3 separate regions of the Homo sapiens genome follow, and regions 1 and 3 are each linked to region 2. The links are chromatin loops, found by intact Hi-C in ENCODE. Cell type or tissue: natural killer cell. All regions are shown on one strand.

Evidence for each region. A loop is a pair of places that touch in the nucleus more often than their neighbours do. Peaks named below come from ENCODE experiments on the same cell type or tissue, not always from the same donor. Only the 100,000 strongest peaks of a DNase experiment are listed, where the experiment ranks them.
Region 1: it touches region 2 in a loop (3-fold over the local background); 1 of 110 quality-filtered maps calls a loop at or near these places.
Region 3: it touches region 2 in a loop (4-fold over the local background); 1 of 110 quality-filtered maps calls a loop at or near these places.

Annotation. Positions count from the first base shown.
Region 1 is chrX:124,062,915-124,065,414 of GRCh38, forward strand. STAG2 (STAG2 cohesin complex component) reads left to right here. Exons shown (of 35, transcript NM_001042750.2): 18 at 1-80; 19 at 202-291; 20 at 934-1,137. Among named protein-coding and RNA genes, the nearest start is that of STAG2, 100 kb to the left of the region's middle. In natural killer cell, no CTCF peak of the experiment used is centred here; a DNase peak (open chromatin) is centred at 1,297; H3K27ac peaks cover 741 bases.
Region 2 is chrX:124,338,344-124,340,843 of GRCh38, forward strand. No RefSeq gene overlaps it. Among named protein-coding and RNA genes, the nearest start is that of TEX13D, 6.9 kb to the left of the region's middle. In natural killer cell, no CTCF peak of the experiment used is centred here; a DNase peak (open chromatin) is centred at 948; H3K27ac peaks cover 758 bases.
Region 3 is chrX:124,265,950-124,268,449 of GRCh38, forward strand. No RefSeq gene overlaps it. Among named protein-coding and RNA genes, the nearest start is that of TEX13D, 65 kb to the right of the region's middle. In natural killer cell, no CTCF peak of the experiment used is centred here; no DNase peak of the experiment used is centred here.

The DNA of each region.
Region 1 (2,500 bases), 280 kb before region 2:
AGGAGAAGAAGACACAGTTGGATGATAGGACAAAAATCACTGAGCTTTTTGCCGTGGCCCTTCCTCAGTTATTAGCAAAAGTAAGTTTGTGTCAATATCATAGTGTTACTAAGAAATGAGTTTTTTTTCCCTAAATGCCTCACAGAATATTATAATGCTTTCTTATTGTGATATTTTTAACGTGATCTTTATATTTCACAGTACTCTGTAGATGCAGAAAAGGTGACTAACTTGTTGCAGTTGCCTCAGTACTTTGATTTGGAAATATATACCACTGGACGATTAGAAAAGGTAAGATTATTTTGTGTAAAAAAAACCTTTAAGAAAAATTATTCAGTTCATTATATCATAGCGTTTGTTTATATTTCTTAAAATGTTTTTTTGGAACGTATTTTAAGAAAGGAAACCTATAGCTTAGGTCTTCTGTACTTTAGTTTGACTTACAGAATGGCGGTAATGATGCTTCCCTTTGCTTCATGCCCACAACTGTACCTTCATTCTTAGCTATTATATGACTATGTCACTGATCATTTATAGAGACTGGGGGTGGATAACTAGATAATAACAATTAGATGAGATTGGGCTCATTCAGGGTGGTATGGCCATAGACGATAATAACAATTATAAGACAAAATCAACTAATATTTATTGAACACTTTTGCTATGTTCTGTGGATTAATGTAAGCTCTTAGTATATGTTAGCATTCTCACCATAGCCCTATGAGGTAGGTAATATCTCCCTTAAAGTTGAGGAAAAAGTATGGATGGATCAGTGTATTTATTTATCATGATTAGAAAAGCACCTTAAAATGTACGCTCTGTGTTGTAGACTTACTGTATTTGAAAATTTTTTCCATGGTGGTATGGTCATGTAGTCACTTTATACCTATCATATATGCCTTAGTTTTGATGAAAAATATTATTATTTTGCAGCATTTGGATGCCTTATTGCGACAGATCCGGAATATTGTAGAGAAGCACACAGATACAGATGTTTTGGAAGCATGTTCTAAAACTTACCATGCACTCTGTAATGAAGAGTTCACAATCTTCAACAGAGTAGATATTTCAAGAAGTCAACTGATAGATGAATTGGCAGATAAATTTAACCGGCTTCTTGAAGATTTTCTGCAAGAGGTATATATTATAACTATTACAAGTATTTTGTCAGTTGAGCCCCTCTACTGCAGTAAGCTAATTAGTCACCCAAGTGTTAAGTCTTGGTGATAGTCCCTAGCAGTATTTTGAAAAGATGTTCAGGCTTTTCATTCTATGACTCATCAGGCTACTCCTCCACCAAAATAGGAAAGTGGTAAGAATCTGTGACTCAGAGAAGGTGAAAGCAAAACTAACATCTTTTTTGTTTTGAGAAATGATCTGAACAGTTACCTGGTTTTTATTGAACCAGGGCTGTTAAGGAATAGGGTGTTAATGGAACAGAAAAGGAGAGCTAGATTTAGACTAGGTAGCCTAAAAAAAGTAGAGTATTTCTAAGTGTTTTGGCAGTGTAGGTTAGGGAAGGACATTATGTTTTTTTTTTTTTTTTGGAGACGGAGTCTTTCTCTGTTGCCCAGGCTGGAGCGCAGTGGTACGATCTCGGCTCACTGCAGCTTCTGCCTCCCAGGTTCAAGCGATTCTCCGGCCTCAGTCTTCTGAGTAGCTGGGACTATAGGCGTGTGCCACTGTACCAGGCTAATTTTTGTATTTTTAGTAGAGATGGGGTTTCACCACATTGGCCAGGCTGGTCTCGAATTCCTGACCTCAGGTGATCCACTCACCTCGGCCTTGCAAAGTGCTGGGATTACAGGCGTGAGCCACACATCCAGTCTGGGTTTTGATATTATAAAACTTTAATAAGTTATTATTATTATAGCCGCTGCTACTGTTGGAGTTTCCTGTGTTTTCTCTTGTATTTCCAAAGAGGCTTAGTGCATAGTACTTAAATACACTTGTATTTTTGTTGTGATTGTTATTTTTTCCAGAAATATATATTTACATTCAGTTTTTTTGATTAAAATAAAAATTCATAATTGTCAAATTAATGCCATTAGCCTTTTCCACATCACTTTTATCATTAATGCTGTAAGATCATATGGACTTTGTGATTTCTAGTTTTCTTGTTTTATTAATTACTCATTTAACTTTTATTTGGTGTATATTGTTATTCCGGGCTTATTAAGTTTTACTAATTGGAGGTTTGTGCAAATATGTTGATGTACGATGATTACATTCTTAGTTAAAAATTTTAATAGCTCTACTCTTGGCTGAATATAATTTTGATTAGGACAAATTAAAATCAAGCAATGGTTTAATTAAATTTAATTACTTTGTAGAAGAGTTATAGTTTAAAAACAAGTGCTTTTTTGAGAGAACTAGAGTTCAACACAGTAGATTGAGTAATGTGTAAGCAATTTTATGTTTCCTGTAGTAAGACTGGTAAAATTTTTCGAAAGTTAAGTTACCCTAAGTTGAAAAGTATATTAATAGATGTTGATATCCA
Region 2 (2,500 bases):
TACTCTCCATCATATCACACCACCTAAGGTTTTACCCTTACTGAGGGATACATGTGCATTTTAACAGGGATCATAATACCTAAACCCAAAGAAATGACTGTGATGGAGGGAATTTGAGGTATAGTGGCAGTCTGGTGGTTGTGGAGCTGCTCTTTTAGAATATCTCAAATTTTGCCTGGGTGTGGTAGCTCAAGCCTATAATCCCAGCACTTTGGGAGGCCAAGGTGGGCAGATCACCTGAGGTCAGGAGTTCGAGACCAGCCTGACCAATATGGTGAAACCCCGTCTCTACTAAAAATAGAAAAATTAGCCGGGTGTAGTGGCATGTGCCTTTAGTCCCAGCTACTCAGGAGGCTGAGAGAGGAGAATTGCTGGAACCCGGGAGCTGGAGGTTGCAGTGAGCTGAGATCATGCTACCGCACTCTGGCCTGGGTAACAGAGCAAGACTCAGTCTCATAAAAAAAAAAAATTCCAAATTTTGGGATATGTGATCGATAACCCAGGCTGCCACTGAGTAGGGCCATTTATTGTCTTAGTCACCAAGACTGCAAAATAAGGGCAATGATTTAGGCAGTGGGCATGACTTGTGCTGATTCAGCAGACTGGACTTACGAAAAGTTTATATCTGAGTTTAGTATTAAGATAGGACACATCTTGACTGCTTACCTAAAGTCTGTCTGAATTATTCAGTTTTTGTTTTAAGTGAATAAGGTGGCAGCTGTATAAGTCCAATATACAGTATATATATATATATATTTTTTTTTTTTTCCAGTGAGGAAGGAGGGGAAAATTAGATTTTGAAAACTTCAGGCTCATGTTGCCAAACGGGGATGTTTTTTACATTATGGTGCTAAATCTACAACAGAATGGCAAAGAAACACATAACTTCCTTATCACATGCTTTGTAAAGACTCAACACGGAATGGTAGCGGCTGCTTCTTATGTGGTACAGGTGCTGCACAACACTCTTCAGTGGTTTCTTCACTTCTAGCATGTGATAGAGTCAGTGCATCCACTGGCACTAAAACTCACATACACTTAATGATACTCAACAGCCCTAGCCTGTGACCTTATGAGGTTGCTGTTGAACAGATTTTTCTCATTCTCTATACTGTTTATTCTTTGGTGTTTAAGAAAAGGGTTCAGAAATAGTGAAATAGACATAGTAAGTGTTGCTGCACTGGGTATTAATAATCCCAGGAGACCTAGCACAATTTTTTGAGCACAACTCCCTATTTGGTTCACTGTTGGAGGCACTCTCTTCAATGGACTTAAGAATTACTCTACTAGGTCAGATCCTGGTCCGTCTAGGCTAACTTCTCTGGGGCATAAAGCAATTGTGGAAAAGCACCATATCATCCTGAGTGATAATTTTAAAGGTAAGCAATGCCACTAGAAATCTCTAGCTTATTTTATTACTTTACACATCAAGTAAACAGCATTCATTCAAGGCAGGATTGTTATAAGCTGGGCAATATGCTTCACTCTGTGGAAGTGATCGTTATTACCCTCAGTGACCTTGTATTCTATTAGAAGAAATAAGGTAAATATGCACCAAACAGTTCGCAGTCTTTTCATCAATTGTTCCATCATATTTTTTTGCTTGTAGATGCCAGCTTTTAAAATATTCTGTATGCATGTCAAATGACATCAATTAATAAAAGATTGCTTGTTCATTTAAAATTAAGGAAACCTATATAACTATAAAGTTCTCTCATACAAATTCTTACCAAATATAATTCTAACCTAAAAGCAGCCACTTGCCATTTTTCATTTAGGATTTTGGTGAGGATTCAATGAATTCCATTATTATTATTATTACTATTATTATTATTATTATTACATGCAGCCTAATCCCAGCAAATGGACCATTTTACTAGGCTCTTTGTAAAATTGACAATACCTCAAAATCAATATTACCTTCTTAAAATTCTATGAACCTTGGGAACACAATTTCAGGAACAACCTCTGTAGAAAGCTAGTAGTTTTAATACATGTTAAATGCCAGTGAGTGCTAAAGGATTTTAGAGAAGTGCAGTATATACCATTTTGGGTTCCAAAGCTTCCATGATAGCCAGATGGTTCCGAATTGTGTCTGCAGTCTACAAAAAGGTTGCTAGGAAAATTGGCTTTGTTTTACTTCAAAATAATATGTGGTATTACAGCTTCACTTGAGACATTTTCCAGCACTTTGTTGCTTGTGTCTATATCTGCTATTTTAGATTTTACTCTTTATTCTGCACTACATTATAAAAATAATTTAACACAAGGCAGAAACCTACGATTACTTTTGTGGTAGGCAGCATTAAACCATACCCCAGTGTTTATAAAATGATGACAATGAGCTATCTGAGGATTTTGTCTGTAAGTAAAAGTTACAGGAGATTTAATCTCATTTATTTTTTGCTTGATATATATGTTTATTTTGATAGTTTCAGTGAACCATGTTGGTTCTAGGAAGGAAAAAGATTGGACAAGTATTGAAAATTTCATACCTTTA
Region 3 (2,500 bases), 72 kb before region 2:
TGTGTAAAAGATTTGACCCACCTGAGGGCAGGGAGAGGGTCTTATTTCTTATTTCCCATTGTGCCATGTATTGTGCAGAGCACATAGTAAATGATTAAGATGAAAGAACCATGAAGGTGCTTTTTAAACCTAAATAGCCATGGATTATCGAAATTAATCTGTGCATATAATAATCATTTACTGAGTACCTACTGCGCTGGATAACTAGGATGGATGTAAGGACTTTCTAAGTGTCCTTTAGGGACTCTCAAAAATTCATAGGGAGGAGAACTTGATAAAAGACTAGATTTTCTGCAGTTAAGTGGGATGAATGCTCAGATTTGGTCATTAAAGTTTTGTGTGACCTCACACACCCATATAATTACAGATATTTAGGTTGTTGATGTATTAACCTAATTGAAGCAAGAATGTGCCCATCAGAAGGGACTTGTTAATATCTTTATTGCTCACTATTATATCTCAGTGTCCAGAACACAGAATTTGGCATATAGCAGTATTTTAAAGGACACTGTTGAATGAACAGTGAGACTTCTGGAGAATTGAATTTACTCTGGGTATGCTGTCAAAGTAAGGCTCCTGGGACCATAAGGCTGAAGGTCACACAATGGAAAGTTCACTGGGTTGTTGCTACTCTGAAAGATTCTTGGAAAACACCTAGCCAGGCTCCCAAAGAGACCTCAATCTGTCCCTTTCTATTAGAAACTTCTTTAAAAGCACTTTTTGGCAGTAATAACACCTTTTCCTCTTATCTGAAAGCTAAAGTAACTTTATACAATTTTCATAAATAATGAAAACACTAAATCTTAGTTTATCTTCTTTTCCATATCTTGCCTACATTCACTGTGTTACATTTTGTAAATATCACTCCGAGACAACCTACATTAGTTAGTCTGCATCTCTTACTTGTGGTATTTGACACTCAAGTTTTCAGTTGGACACCTTCTTCACTTTTAGCAACCTCATAGTAAACCACACCAAACTATGAGAAAACAGTTATTCCATCACCTCAGAAAGAAGGTAATATGGGAGTCATTTAAAAATAAGTGTAAAAAAACTCAAACCAATTGCTGTTGCTGTTATTGCTACCCACTATAGGGAGGGAAAGGTCCTTAAATGTTGAGAATCATTTTCATTCCACTCTGCAGAGCCAAATCATCTGGTCTGTGTGCTGAGTCCAAAAAACACTGCTGCATAGTTTCCTCAAGGAACAAACCAGGGAAAGGGAATCTGAAAAATCACAATAGGTTTTCTTTTTTGTTGTTGTTGTTGTTTTTAAACAGAGTCTCACTTTGTTGCCCAGGCTGGAGTGCAGTGGCGTGATCTCGGCTCACTGCAACCTCCACCTCCCAGGTTCAAACGATTCTCCTGCCTCAGCTGCCCAAGTAGCTGGGACTACAAGTAAGCGCCACCACACCTGGCTAATTTTTGTATTTTTAGTAGAGATGGGGTTTCACCATGTTGGTCAGGCTGGTCTTGAACTCCTGACCTGAAGTGATCCACCCTTCTCGACCTCCCAAAGTGCTGGGATTGCAGGCGTGAGGCCACCACATCTGGCTCACAGCAGGTTTTTAGGTGAAAAGAACTTACAGGAAAGAACCTCCTTGAAAATAAAGGTTATATGTGATGAAAGTGCTGCTTTCCAGCCACTGCCTCATCTGTTTTCTCTCTTACATTAAATGGCAGTACTGGTCAAATGCCATTTGCTTCTCTGTTTGTTCATGACCTATTTTCAGCACTATTTCCTTCATTTCAGCCTGTAGGTTGCTATTCCTCAGTGGAAAGCGCGTGGAAGCAAACATAGGATGGAGACTGACATCTTGTGTGTTACTGGATGCTTTCACTCAGCCATATCAACATTGGTCCTATTGCTGGCTCTAGGAACAAGCATTGTAGTCTGGGTTCTGTCTGAGTTGCTCTTCACTTGGCTCTTGGTGTGTTTAACTCCTCATTCTTCATGCCTCAGCCTATATGTCACTTCTTCAAAGAGGTCTACCTTGACCATCCTATCTAACGTATCCACCCCCTCCCCAAGCTCAGTCACTGTCCATATTGAATTCCTTTAATTTCTTTCACAGTAACTTATCTAACTTAAGTATCTGAAGTGATCTAGTTTATTTACTTGTTTTTCCTCTCTTCCCTCCCTAGTAGGATATAACCTTGATGTAGGGATTATGTCTGCCTCATTCAGCTGTTGCATATACCCAATGCTTAGCATGGTGTCTGGGGCATTCCAGGTGATCAGGAGCTATTTGTTCAATAAATGAATGAGTGAGAAGAACAGAGTGCAATGCAGGACTGTCATAATTTTTCTTTTTCATGGTGGGTGTAGCCACAGAACAGAGTCTGCCAAGATTTGTCATGCTCACTGACCTCTCCACACATCTGCTGATTCACACAAGAACAAATGATATAAGTGAAAGAGGAGAATTGTCTCTTTAGTGATTCTAAAGTTTGATGTGAAACTTGAAGGGCTTGGGAGTACAGGTAGCATTTTCATTTC